2 separate regions of the Homo sapiens genome follow, and region 1 is linked to region 2. A link is an interaction called in ENCODE POLR2A ChIA-PET data of the cell type or tissue named here. Cell type or tissue: IMR-90. All regions are shown on one strand. Links, peaks and the distances in the headings refer to the core of each region. The heading gives the core; the rest is flanking DNA.

Region 1 (7,903 bases), core at 1,093-6,092, 980 kb after region 2:
GTGACATTAAGTCCTAAGCAGATCCTAGAATCATCCCAAAGCTTCCCAAGTTGTTTTAAATCTGAATCAGGCCAGACTAATTTTTAATAATTAAAAGGGTAATAAAGTGTTTAAGTGTGTAGACTCCAGAGTTAATTAAGAGAGACGTGGGTTTAATTCTTAGTTTTTTCACTGATTTTATAGCCTGAGCACATGGTTTAACCTCACTAAACCTCAGTTTTCCCATCCACAACATGAGAATAACAGTCCCTACCTCCCATGATTGATGTAAGAATTAAACTGGGTAACGTAATGCAGTTAATACACCTGCAAACAGCAGGTGCAAGAAATGTTAAGTTTAGCTCTACCCATTACTAAGGGATTCACTTCACGACGTTCACATTACATAACTCCTGTAATACACCTATTTGTCCACTGTATTCATAGCCATAGATTACAGTGAAATCAATCAAACTGGGGCCACAGGAATGATTTCCCTGAACCCATTAACAATGCCAACATATGCCATGCTAAGCAAATGACATAGAGGATTACAAAGCAGTGTTCAAAGGAAGTGTCACTGGCCTTTAAGAAGAGAGAATATACTGGCCGGGTGCGGTGGCTCACGCCTGTAATCCCAGCACTTTGGGAGGCCGAGGTGGGCGGATCACGAGGTCAGGAGATCGAGACCATACTGGCTAACACGGTGAAACCCCATCTCTACTAAAAATACAAAAATTAGCTGGGCGTTAGCCCGAGTAGTGGGCGCCTATAGTTCCAGCTACTCAGAAGGCTAAGGCAGGAGAATGGTGTGAACCTGGGAGGTGGAGCTTGCAGTGAGCCGAGATGGCGCCACTGCACTCCAGCCTGGGCAACAAAGCGAGACTCCATCTCAAAAAAAAAAAAAAAAAAGAAGACATAGAATATAAAAATCTAACTACTGGGTGATTGTGTTTTGCAATACATAGATCTCATATGTATTTTTTTCAGATCCTTCCATAGAGGAAGTCAAGAAACAATGACCAGTCCAATAGCAACAAGCCTCCCTGACACTCTGAATGACTTCTTGAAATGCCATTTCCCACTTTAAAAAAACAAACAGGGCTCCTCTTGGAGAAATGGTTAATTCCAGATATAAGCAGAAGACATTCAAAATGAGCCTGAAACATTTTGTTATACCACATAGCAAGAAAACACTCAAAGACCACAAGGGTTATGTCCAAAGGATGCAAGAGTCAACTAAAAAGGGCTCCCACTGGCCAAAGATGGGATAACACAGGCTTCAAAAAAAATATTAATCACAACTTATTGAAACCCATCAAATATGTTCAAACCCATGAATTCATAATTATTTATATATTTTTATATATACTTATATATATTTTTATATCTATATATACTTATATAAATTTATATATCTATATATTTACATATTTATATATTTATATATATTTATATACACTTATATATATTTATATATATGTATATATATTTATATATATGTATATATATTTATATATCTATATATTTATATATCTATTTATATATCTATATATTTATATATTTATATATCTATATATATATTTATATATCTATATATTTTTATATATTTTTATATATCTATATATTTTTATATATTTATATATTTATATCTATATATTTTTATATATATATATTTTGAGATGGAGTTTTGCTCTTGTTGCCCAGGCTGGAGTGCAATGGCGCAATCTCGGCTCACTACAACCTCTGCTTCCTGGGTTCAAGCAATTCTCCTGCCTCGCCTCCCGAGTAGCTGGGATTACAGGCATACGCCACCATGCCCAGCTAATTTTTTGTATTTCTAGTAGAGACAGGTTTCACCATGTTGTCCAGGCTGGTCTTGAACTCCTAACCTCAGGTGACCCACCCGCCTAGCCTCCCAAAGTGCTGGGATTACAGGCGTGAGCCACTGTGCCCAGAATTCATAATAATATTTTTTAAAAACACACAATGGGGGAATTGGTCACCTTCAGAGGATAAGGAACCAACTCATTGTGGAAACTGGTAAAGTGAAGAATCAAGGTTTCATCCAGCTTTTCTACCGAACTGTACCTTTATGTAACCGAAGAGTACAGGAGGGACAAGAGACAATACTCTTCTAAAAGTATTTAAGTCAATAACTGAAAAATGACAAAATATCTCCATCTTGTCACTCCTAATAAATTAATGGATCTAGGTATTGAGTGTCAACAGCTACTAATATCACAAAAGGAAAGAGAACCAGGTACAACATGACTTTTTTTTTTTTTTCGGCACGATCTCGGCTCACTGCAAGCTCTGCCTCCCAGGTTCATGCCATTCTCCTGCCTCAGCCTCCTGAGTACCTGGGACTACAGGTGCCCGCCACCACGCCCGGCTAATTTTTTGTATTTTTTAGTAGAGACAGGGTTTCACCGTGTTAGGCAGGATGGTCCTACCCTTCTCGGCCTCCCAAAGTGCTGGGATCACAGGCGTGAGCCGCCGCCCCCGGCCACCGTGACTTCTAAGAGCACACCACTAGCCAAAGTTTTGCCAAAGGAATCAAACAGGAGTTTGAGCAGGCCTCTGGACCCACTGTCAATTTGCAGGACACAGAGCACACAGAGGAGCATGTTGAACTGCACCACTGATGTGCAATCAGCAAAATCCAGACTACAGGACACTCTACAGGACAAATCCTCTAAGTTTTTCAGTAGATAAGCTGAAGAAAATAAAAGGATAGAAGGGAAACTTTTTTTTTTAAAGAGACAAGACTAAACTATTATGTTCACTAATGCACATTTGAGCGATAAAACTATAATGACATGCAAGGAAGTGATTCCTATAAAGTCAAGATGAGGTTGCTAAGGTGGGAGAGAAGGTGCTGATATTGGGGTGGAGATACAAAGGGGTGTATGGGGTTTCTGGAAGTTACAGGGTTTTCTCTCCATAATCATTCATCCATCTATACATCTATTTGGTTGGATTTTCTGAATCTGCATTCTTTATTGTATAATAAAAAGGTTTGTAAAAAGTAAGTGTAAAAGCTACCACTTAACATCTTCCATATCCAAAGCATTATATTATTTATTTTACATATGCTATCACATTGTTCCAAAGAACCTTTGAAAGTATTTATTATATCCTTTTTTCAGATGAAGAGACTTCTCCCTTAAGCAAGCTGCCCACTGTCACAGTTATTAGGGGAGAGCCAAGATTCACATTCAGACCAATGACTAACTCCAAATCCATTCTCTTCATGCCTATGCTTTACTCATTCCCAGTTATTCATTCTTTTAAATATGTACTTCTTACCTACTAAATCATCCAACTAGGCCTTAAAGACACAGAGGGAAGTTTCTGCCTTCATATGGAGTTCAATAACTAATGAAAAGGAAACACCAGGAGCCATCCAAATGAGTATAAAATTACAACTGTGACAACTACAGTGAAGGAGCGGTATATGCCGCTGTATAGCTACCACGAAGGGGATATAGGGCGCTGTATACCTACCGCGAGGGAGGGGTATACGGCGCTGTAAACCTACCGAGAGGGAGGGGTATAGGGTGCTGAATACCTACCGCGAGGGAGGGGTATAGGGCGCTGAATACCTACCGAGAGGGAGGGGTATAGGGCGCTGTATACCTACCGTGAGGGAGGGGTATATGGCACTGAATACCTGCCATGAAGGAGGGTTATATGGTGCTGTATACCTACAGTGAACGAGGAGTATATGGTGCTGTATACCTACCGCGAAGGAGGGGTATATGGTGCTGTATACCTACCGCGAAGGAGGGGTATATGGCTCTGAATACCTGCCATGAAGGAGGGTTATATGGAGCTGAATACCTACCATGAAGGAGGGGTATATGGTGCTGTATACCTACAGTGAATGGGGGGTATATGGTGCTATATATCTGCTATATATCTACCGTGAAGGAGGGGTATATGGCGCTATATACCTACCATGAAGGAGGGGTATATGGTGCTGTATACCTACAGTGAACGAGGGATATATGGTGCTATATATCTACCATGAAGGAGGGGTATATGGCGCTATATTCCTACCGTGAAGGAGGGGTATATGGTGCTATATATCTACAGTGAAGGAGAAGTATATGGTGCTATAAGAATATGTAAGTTGAAAGATAGGAAAAGCTTCCCTGCAAAACTGATGACTGTGGTATAAAGAAAGAGAAGTTAACTAGATAAAGGGGGCAGCAGCATGCTCAAGGCAGGAGAACAATATATAAAGTCCCTACAGACAGAAAAAGCCCGGCACTATGAGGACTGAGGGTGGAGCATGAGGAGTGAGGGTAATTATGACTGGAGATTAGGCTAGAGAGCTAGGAAGAGCAGGAAGTTACTGAAAGATTTTAAACAAACATGCTGCTGAAGAGGAATTTGATTAGGCTTGCATTTTCAAAAGAATCAATGGAAGAGGGAGCCAACATGGAGGCAGAGACCAATTGAAAGGTTGTTACAGTCATCTAGGTGGGACATGACGGTAGCTAAGACCAAGCAGGAAAGACTGAAAGAAGTAGATGAATGCAAGATACTCAAGAAATAAGGGCAGGCACCCCTGTAATCCAACATTCTGGGAGGCCACGGTGGGAGGATGGCTTGAGTCCAGGAGTTTGAGACCTGCGTGGGCAACACAGAGAGACTCCATCTCTAGAAAAAACTTTTTTAATTAGCCCGGGTCAGGCACAGTGGCTCACACCTGTAATTCCAGCACTTTGGGAGGCCAAAGCAGATTAATGGCTTGAGCTCAGGAGTTCAAGACCAGGCTGGGCAACATGGTGAAACCCTGTCTCTACAAAAAATACAAAAATTAGTTGAGTGCGGTGGCATGCATCCTTAGACCCAGCTACTTGGGAGGCTGAAGTGGGAGGAAGGCTTGAGCCCAGGAAGTGGAGGTTGCGGTGAGCCAAGATCATGCCACTGCACTCCAGCCCGGGCAACAGAGCCAGATCCTGTCTCAGAAAAAAAAAAAAAAATTAGCTGGGTGTGGTGGCACCCACCTGTAGTCCCAGCCATTGGCGGGGGAGTGAGGCATGGAGGATCACAAGAGCCCAGGAGGCTGATGCTGCGGTGAGCCATGATTGTGCCACTGCACTTCAGCCTAGGCAACAGAGTGACACCCTGTCTCAAAAATAAATAAATAAATAAAATTAACAAAAGAGGTAAAAGGACAGGACTTGATGGAGTGCCTATGGGGTATAAGGAGAAGATGTCAAGAAGGACTCAGTTAGGCCGGGCGCAGTGGCTCACGCCTGTAATCCCAGCACTTTGGGAGGCCGAGGTGGGCGGATCACAAGGTCAGGAGATCGAGACCATCCTGGCTAACATGGTGAAACCCCGTCTCTACTAAAAATACAAAAATTTAGCCAGGCGTGGTGGTGGGCACCCTTATCCCAGCTACTTGGGAGGCTGAGGCAGGAGAATTGCTTGAACCTGGCAGGCAGAGGTTGTAGTAAGCCGCGATCGCACACTGCACCCCAGCCTGGGTGACAGAGCGAGACTCCATCTCAAAAAAAAAAAAAAAAGGGACTCAGTTGTGGGACCTGACTTTCAGAGGTGCTATTCACTGACACAGAAACAAGAGGAACAAGCATTAGGAGATATACCTAATGCTAAATGACGAGTTAATGGGTGCAGCACACCAACATGGCACATGTATACATATGTAACAAACCTGCACATTGTGCACAAGTACCCTAAAACTTAAAGTATAATACTAATAAAATTTAAAGAAAAAAAAAGAAACAAGAGGAACAGAGACAGACACTGGTCATAAGATGTCACAGACTCAAGCTTCGGGTACCACTGGGACTGCCAGGTGGAAATGTCAAGTTAAGCAGTTGAATAAATAAGTCTGAGGCCCAAAACTAGATCTGAACCTCAGGAATAAATCTCTTAAGTCCTCAATATAGACAGGGATGATTATTGTAGGAGGCCAAAGTTGAGACTGCCCTAAAGTAACAGAATGAAGAATGAGACCTCAAGAATGACCCAAATGCAAATCTGGGAAACATCCAACTTTCTGAGCTATCTAGCGGTTGCAGTTTCAGAAAAAAAGAAAGGTTCAGTGAAATGGAAAAAAATCAGAAAAAAAAAAAAAAGATTAACAACTCTGCTTCAGGAAAAACACATGGAAATATCTGGAACAGTTAAGATGTTAATTTCATGTATAACAAATTGGCAGCCTGCAAGCAGCCCTCGGGTATATATTTTTATGAGTTGATTTACATAAGAGGAAGAGGCCTTGTGGGAGGTGGCTTATGTGTAGCAGCTCAAGGTTGGGGACTAGAGAAAGTCCTGGCTTGATCCCAGCAGCCAGTCTGAGCCAGATGGAGAGAAGCCACAAGAAAAAAGAAGATGCTGCCTTCACAGGAGATGCAAGGAGGGGCATAAGTTCCTTAGCTTCCATAAGAAGAAAACATTTTTTCTTTTTTCTTTTTTTGTTTTTTTGAGATGGAGTCTTGCTCTGTCGTCCCAGCCTGGAGTGCAGTGGCACAATCTTGGCTCACTGCAACCTCCGCCTCCAGGGTTCAAGCGATTCTCCTGCCTCAGCCTCCTGAGTAGCTGGGACTACAGGCGCCCACCACCACACCTGGCTAATTTTTTGTATTTTTAGTAGAGACAGGGTTTCACCATGTTAGTCAGGATGGTCTTGATCTCCTGACCTTGTGATCCGCCTGCCTCAGCCTCCCAAAGTTCTGAGATTACAGGTGTGAGCCACTGCACCCAGCCCAAAAACATTTTTTAAAAACATGCCTAAGTGAGAGAAACAGGGCTAGCCTGCCAGCTTCTATAAAGCATACATGTGGCCTTGGCTTAGATAAACCCCGAAAGACGGACCAAGGCCCTCCAGACATTCAGCTCTGGAGGACTGAGACAGGAGTACCCCAACAGGGAACGTCTTTCTCACAGACTGGCAGTGGCGGCATAGCACAGGGACCTCTCTCCAGTGCTTTGCAAGCACCAGGAATGGAAGAATGTAAGTTGAGATTATCCCCAAATACATGGGACACTGTCTGTGGGCTCCCAGAAATGCTGATGGGGTGGCAGAGCAAGAAGGTAGGAGTACTGCAAGAGGATGAGGTTCTGTATGAGATCAGAACCTCATTAAAAAAAACTTTAAAATTAGTTTAATTTATGTAAACTCACCCGTATATACAGGTGGGTGAGAACTACAGAAATTCAGGTTACTGTAGCAATGAGTATTTGTAAAATATTTATCTAATTTTCCAAGAGGTATATTCTACACTAAAATAGGAAGTCTATTGAATAGATCCTAGTAGCCTAATAAACAAGTTATGTGTCTTATCCTAAGGATGCACAATTCCTTGCTCCCCTCTTTGCTTCAGAAGCATTTTACTTGGAGTTACCATATTCATTTTTCTTTACATCCAGCTTGTGGCTACTCATACCTAGAAACCCTGGGCTGACAAACATACCAGGACTGGCAAGTGCCTAGAGTGGCTGCTGAGTGCTGGCTAGCTGCAGGGGCAAAGCAGGCATACCTCACACACCTAGCTGCCTTCTCCCAAAGCAGCACCTGGGCTGAGAGGCCCACCAACATACATGCAAACCTGCTGGGATTTCTGGAAAGCTCCACCATACTTACAAAAACTACAGAAGCAGGCCAGGAGTGGTGGCTCATGCCTGTAATCCCAGAACTTTCTGGGGCCAAGGGGCACGGATCGCCTGAGGTCAGGAGTTCGAGACCAGCCTGGCCAACATGGCAAAACCCCGTCTCTACTAAAAATACAAAAATTAGCCAGGCTTGATGGCGGGCGCCTGTAATCCCAGCTACTTGGGAGGCTGAGGCAGGAGAATCACTTGAACCCGGGAGGCAGAGGTTGCAGTGAGCCAGGATTGTGCCACTGCACTCCAGCCTGGGTGACAGAGCCAGACTCCG
Region 2 (6,590 bases), core at 1,591-6,590:
CAAAGAAGAACATGTGGATCAAGGCAGGGGATGCTAAATAGCCACAGCTAAAGCAGAATTTCTAACATTATGCATTATCAAAATAAAATGGACAATGTGCCAAGTAAAATAAACAGACACTAAAGGTCACATATTGTACGAATCCATATATAGGAAGTACTCGGAATAGGTAAATCCAGAGAGACAGAAAGTAAATCACAGGCTTCCAGGGCCAGGGGAAGGAGGAATCAAGAGGGACTGCTTAATCCTACCAGGTTTCCTTTCGAGGTGCTGAAAATGTTCCGGAATTAGGTAGACATAACTATCGTACAACATGGTGAAGGTACTAAATGCTGCTGAAATGTACATTTTAAAATGGTAGATTTTATGTTATGTGACATTTACCTCAGTAAAAAAAAAAATAACATTTAAGGAATTAATACTTGCAAAGTATTAATTATTAATTATTTAATATTTTTATATATTTTAATATATTTTATATATTATATAATTTTTAATATAAATATAATTTAATAATTAATTATTAATTAATAATGCAAAGTAATAACTCACTACACAAAGAATAGTTGCTCAAATGTTTTTTTCTTTCTTTCTTTCTTTTTTTTTTTTTGGAGACAGAGTCTTGCTCTGCTGCCCAGGCTGGAATGCAGTGGTGCAATCTCTGCTCACTGTAAGCTCCGCCCCCTGAGGGGTTCATGTCATTCTCCTGCCTCAGCCTCCCGAGTAGCTGGGACTACAGGCACCTGCCACCATGCCCGGCTAATTTTTTTGTATTTTTAATAGAGACAGGGTTTCACTGTGTTAGCCAGGATGGTCTCGATCTCCTGACCTCGTGATCCGCCCACCTCGGCCTCCCAAAGTGCTGGGATTACAGGCGTGAGCCACCGAGCCCAGCTTAGTTGCTCAAAAATTCTAGAACTAGGATTGGGGGTAGAAGAAAAAGTGAGGCACAATGAGCAGAAAACACAAGAATCACAGAGCAAAGCTTCTAGTAATGATGACTGTGTCACTCATTCTGCAGGACCACAAAGCTTTGTGAAACTGGTAATGAGCTAAACTTTGTAGGGGATACAAAAGATTGAAGCCTATTCCAAAAGAACTTGTGAGCTTTTGGAAGACCAAATTTATCCACTCAAGGCAATCTAAGCAAAACTAAAATCAGTGTTAAAAAGATAAAATGATGACAAAAATGTTGCCAAAAGTGTTAGATGGTGTCCATTCTGCAAAATAAAAGCTTGCCTCTTAATATGAAATTCCAGTCCCAGCACAATCTGCACACAAAACTGCTTTTCCATCCTCATCTCCCAGTGAATGAGAGATGAGTTCTCGCGGTCTCTCACTCTCCACTATTGCCCTCCATGCCAGAAACCTTTCCACTTCTGTGCCGTTGCTCATCTGCTTCCTCTCTTTCTAGAATGCCTTCTCTCTCCAGCTTTATTCCTTTAGTTTTCTTTCCCTGCTTCTCACTGTAAAACTGCATCAGATACCACTTGTTGCTTGGCTAACTCAACTTTATTCCTTTTCACCTTGCAGCTATTGGGGGCCATATGACACGTGATTTTTAACAAGGATAAAATCTATGGAAGCCTCTTTGTGGCAGACTGATAATGGGCCCCAAAATATCAGGTCTTAATCCCTGCAATCTGTAAATGTTACCCTATTTGGAAGAAGAGAACTCTTGGCAGATTTGATTAAATTAAAGATCTTACAGTGGGTAGATTATCCAGGTGAGCCCTGAACGCCATCACAAGTATGTCACAAGTATGCTTGTGAAAGACACACAAGCACACACATGCACACACACACACACCACACATGCATGCACGTGCGTGCACACACTCACACCCAGAGAAAAGAGAAGGCGATGCAGAGACTGGCAGAGATAGCAGTGATGCGGCTGTCAGCCAAGAAATGCTGGCAGCCACCGGAAGCTGAAGAGACAAGGAGTGGATATTTTCCCAGTGGGCCACAGCCCTGCCCACATGGTGATGTGGGCTCAATGACACTGATCTTTGACTCGGGTGTCCAGAACTGTGAGGGAACAGACGTCGCTGCTGTGAACCTCCCTGTCTGTGGATTTGTCACAGCAGCAGCCACAGGACACCAACACACCCGGTACCCCCACCTCCCCTGTCTTCCTGCCTTGAAGATGAACGTGATGCTTGGAACGTCAATCATGAGGACAAAAGCCAAGATGGTAGGGATGGCTGGGAGCAAAAGGGCAAGTCTGGGACCCTGGACATCCTACTGGCAGGACTTTTCCTCCGGGCTGCTTGCTGTGTAATAGAAATGTATCTCCTCGAAGCTTAATCCACCTTTTTAATCCACATTTTCTCTCCTTTGTGGTGAGAGGCAATCTGCGAAACAGCTTTCCTGTACCTTTCTAAATAGTTTCACCAGCTCCTCCTTTCTCCCAAATAGCACCTTCTTCACTCAAATGCACGACCCATGACTCAAAGCCTCTGTTTCGCCTGGGTAGCAGTGAGACCCTTGAGGACAGCAGCACGCATCAGTGCACCCCAGCATCCGGCCTAGTACAGTCACTTGCCAGGCGACTGGCAGAGGCCTGTGAGTGAATGGACGAGGCCTTGCAAAGGGGATGGTACTGGAAAGGATCCCGTGGGGGAGCCTTCCTGCTCATTACACTGTGTTTACAACACAGTGACATCTCTGCAGCAGACTTAGTACCACAATATAACCAGTGAAGGGGCCAAACATACCAAACACGTCATCCAATTCATGATCCACTTTTTTCTGGACTTCTGGGTTAGAACCCAACAGGTATAAGGACCAGTTTATTGCAGCTGCAGTTGTATCGTGCCCCTACAAATGCAGAAAACAATAGCTTAAAAAGCAGAGTTATGCTGCGATGATTAGGAGTGACCAGAAACCTCTTTTGAATTGTCTCTGGATTTGATGACTGCACTGTGACTGCAAACATAAGAAATGAATTCTGTGCAGCACCTTGCCTCGGTGACAAACAAGGAAACAAGCCTGCAAAGCGGAGGTTCATGCCTAGAGATGGCAGTTCCACGCCGCACGGTGTTGCACGCTGGTGGGACGTGCCTGTGCTGTGTTAATAAAGGCGGCGTTCCATGGGCACGAGGTGAGCTGCGCCTTTGTGAACAGAACAAAGTCTGATTTTCACGAGCCTGCTTGTCAGGGCTGTACTTCTCTGCCTTCCCCCATCTGTCAGGTGGGCCTCACCTGTTGATGACGGGCACCAGGGGGTAGAGGTGTGGTTCTAAGTCATATCCTCTGCAGTAAAAATTGACAACAACCTCATTTCATACTTGCTGAGTTTTAGGCAAAATACTAAGCACTTTGCAGAAACTGAATTAATCTGCACAAAAACTCCATGAAAGACTCATTACTGTTCTTTACAATTCAGAGATTAAAAACTGAGGCCAAAGATGTGGTTAAATAACTTCTTCTGTGCTAAACAGCTTAGTGGGAAACAGAGGCAGAAACTGAGCCTGCGGCGTGTCCGATGACAAAGCCAGCTGAGCCCACGCCATTCCCTCCACACCCTGTGCAGTAAGGACGCTCCACCTCCACCTCTTACGCCAGCGTAACGTCTCCACCTCCACCTCTTACGCCAGCGAAACGTCTCCACCGCCACCTCTTACGCCAGCGTAGCGCCTCCACCGCCGCCTCTTACGCCAGCGTAGCGCCTCCACCGCCGCCTCTTACGCCAGCGTAGCGTCTCCACCGCCGCCTCTTACGCCAGCGTAGCGTCTCCACCGCCGCGTCTTACGCCAGCGTAGCGTCTCCACCGCCACCTCTTACGCCAGCGTAACGTCTCCACCTCCACCTCTTAGCGGTAGCGTAACGTCTCCGCCTCCACCTCTTAAGCTAGTGTAATGTCTCGGGCAACCTTCTTTCCCACCCATTTGATATTTCAGGACCTGGCTTCTTATCTACCTCCTCATCTCCCTAGCACATTTCCATATGCAAAAGTGGTGAGTTCTTCAGAAAAAAAAAAAATGTATCTGGAAAGTCAATAACAGTAATCTACCTCTCTGAAACTTTGAGGACAAAAAGAAAAAACAAATTATTTCCTCTATAAAAGATCTCACTTTTCCATTTTTCCTATGTGGCACAAGTGATTTTTGTAATATTTCATTCTCTGTGCAGAAATCTTCAAAGTACTTGTTTTATAAAACAGCTCCTAAAATGAATTGCTCGGGGCTTATTCTGCAATTCTTAAAAGACACAGCCTACAGGTCCTGAGGTCGGCGCCTCTGCATTTTCCTAGCACTTGCAGTTACAAAACCTACTCGGAACTCCAGATGAGCTCCGGCCCGTTGTGCTCAGTTGTCTAAGTACGGAAGGAAGTATTCTGGCTAAACAATTTTAATAGCTTTCCTTGAATTTATGAGCGGAAGCCTGATCCAAATGCATAAGAGGAGTCTGCTGAACTTCCGATTTCATTTCATCTGCCAACTGCAGAAAGCATGATAAGGCAAACGTAAAGCACCGAGGCACACTGGTGGAGCAGGGGAGGACGCCCACTTTTAGCTCACAGCTGGAACCTGGGCAGTTGCAGCCTGCACCAGCCTGTGGAGGAGGCCACAGTATCACACTCACAGCCTGCACCGGCCTGTGGAGGAGGCCACAGTGTCACTCACAGCCTGCACCGACCTGTGGAGGAGGCCACAGTATCACACTCACACCTGGTATGCTGCCTCCCTTTCAATGCAAAGAAGAAAACAATTAGAATGTCAAGGAATGTTAGAGTTGGAAGAAAAATCATTAGTCTGGTTCTGATTGTTTACGTGAGATTGAGAGGTTCCTGGTAGGAGATGGATGTGTGTGTGCACATGTGTGTACATATGTGTATGGGGTTGTGCACATATATGAATGTGTGTACGTGGATATGTACATGTATTTGTGTGTGCCTTTGTGCTTATGTACACGAGTGTACATAGCTGTGTGCATTTATGTGTGCATGTGTGTATATATGTGCATCTATGTATGTGTATATGCGCATGTGTGTATGTAGGTGTGTACATGTGTTTTTGTATGATTGCATAAATGTACATGAATGTGTGCCTCTGTGGGGGGTGGTGTGTGCATGTATGTGTATGCATGCATGTGTGCATGTGGGTATATGTGTGCATGCATGTGTATGCATGCATGTGTGCATGTGGGTATATGTGTGCATGTGTGTGTATGTGCATGAGTATCTGGGTGTGTGTGTATATTTGTGTGTGAGTGTATGCACGTGTGTGCGCATGTGGATATACATATGTTTGTGTGTGCATGTATGTGCATGAGTGTATGTAGGTGTGTGCATGTGTTTGTGTATGTGTGTATATGTGAATGTGTGTATGTTGGTATATACATGTGTCTGTGCATGTGTATGTGCATGAGCATATGTGTGTGTGTAAGTGTGTGCATGTGTGTGCATGGGTTTACATGAGTGTATGCGTGTGTGTGTGTAGTACATGGGCAAGGTGAAGATGTGAGATCTCTCTACTCCGACATGCAATAATAACACCCGGTATGTGCCGCATACTTATGGGCCAATCACGATTCTCAGAGCACCTTTACAAATCTAATCATCATAACTATTCCATGAGGCTTGTGCTATTAAAATAAGAATATTCAGGCCCAGAACGGCTAGGTGAGGTGCTTGAGGTCATGGTCCCAGCATGTTAGCTGGGATTTGATCTTAGAGCCCACACACTTAACACCTCTCTACTTTTCAGCTAATTTAGATGTCCATTTTCTGCTTAAGATTTATTTTCAGTAAAGTTTTCTGCTTAAAAAAGTTTAAAACCACCAACGTAGTCCATCTCTCGCTTTACACATAGGAAAATTGTGACAGAACTCTGGAATGATCAGAACTATCTTATTTGGCTAATCAGCACAGAGCCTGAACTGGAACTCGGATCGAAAGACCCATCACACAACCTTCTTCTACCGTGTCGTGGAGCCTCACACCAGAGTGCAGGACACTGGCACTGCCGCCAGAGGCTGCCGCAGAGCAGCTCACACGTGGGTGGCAGGCAGAGCCATTAAAAACTCAGGTGCCTTTCACTCTGCCCCATGTGGACGATATTACTACATGGCTTCTAAAAACCATGTTTTATTTATTTTGCAATCCACATATAGAGAAAGTCCCTCTTTGTAGGATTTAATATTTAGGCTATCTTGCTAAAATGTACTTCACATATGTATGTATAAATTTGAGATCAGAGATCTTTTTAGAATCATGAACTGGCTGATTCTCTGTTGGAGGGCTCTTAACTGTCCTCTAGGTAGAGTAGCTCATGGCAGCAGCTAAGTGCTCATCTGCTGGAACCTCAGAAAGCAGGTGGTGAGGAAGTGGACTTGCATGTCTGGGAGGTTAGAAGGAAGCCTGAAGCCACATGGAGAACTGAGAGCAATCTCTGGCTGCTCTTCTGCTTGGGAAAACTCTGACAAATCTTAGGTTTTCTTGAGGAAAAACAAATGTGTCTACTGCTGTGCCCAGCACTAGTCAAAATCGTTTTCTGAAGAAGTTGAGCTGGTACTTAATCAGTTTCTTAAATTTTGTAATTTCTAATTAAAATATAATGAATCTTCTTTAGTTAAACTACTTT

The links. Peaks named below come from ENCODE experiments on the same cell type or tissue, not always from the same donor. Only the 100,000 strongest peaks of a DNase experiment are listed, where the experiment ranks them.
Region 1: POLR2A ChIA-PET joins it to region 2 with 8 read pairs; 2 of 35 experiments call an interaction of 5 or more read pairs at or near these places.

What each region holds. Positions count from the first base shown.
Region 1 is chr4:185,218,107-185,226,009 of GRCh38, reverse strand. The region is part of intron 1 of SNX25 (sorting nexin 25); the gene reads right to left. Among named protein-coding and RNA genes, the nearest start is that of SNX25, 12 kb to the right of the region's middle. In IMR-90, for the core only: no CTCF peak of the experiment used is centred there; a DNase peak (open chromatin) is centred at 3,209; H3K27ac peaks cover 433 bases.
Region 2 is chr4:186,201,433-186,208,022 of GRCh38, reverse strand. CYP4V2 (cytochrome P450 family 4 subfamily V member 2) reads right to left here. Exons shown (of 11, transcript NM_207352.4): 8 at 2,721-2,823. Among named protein-coding and RNA genes, the nearest start is that of CYP4V2, 13 kb to the right of the region's middle. RefSeq lists an enhancer at 6,077-6,126. In IMR-90, for the core only: a CTCF peak has its summit at 5,979 (motif pointing right); a DNase peak (open chromatin) is centred at 3,672; H3K4me3 peaks cover 922 bases.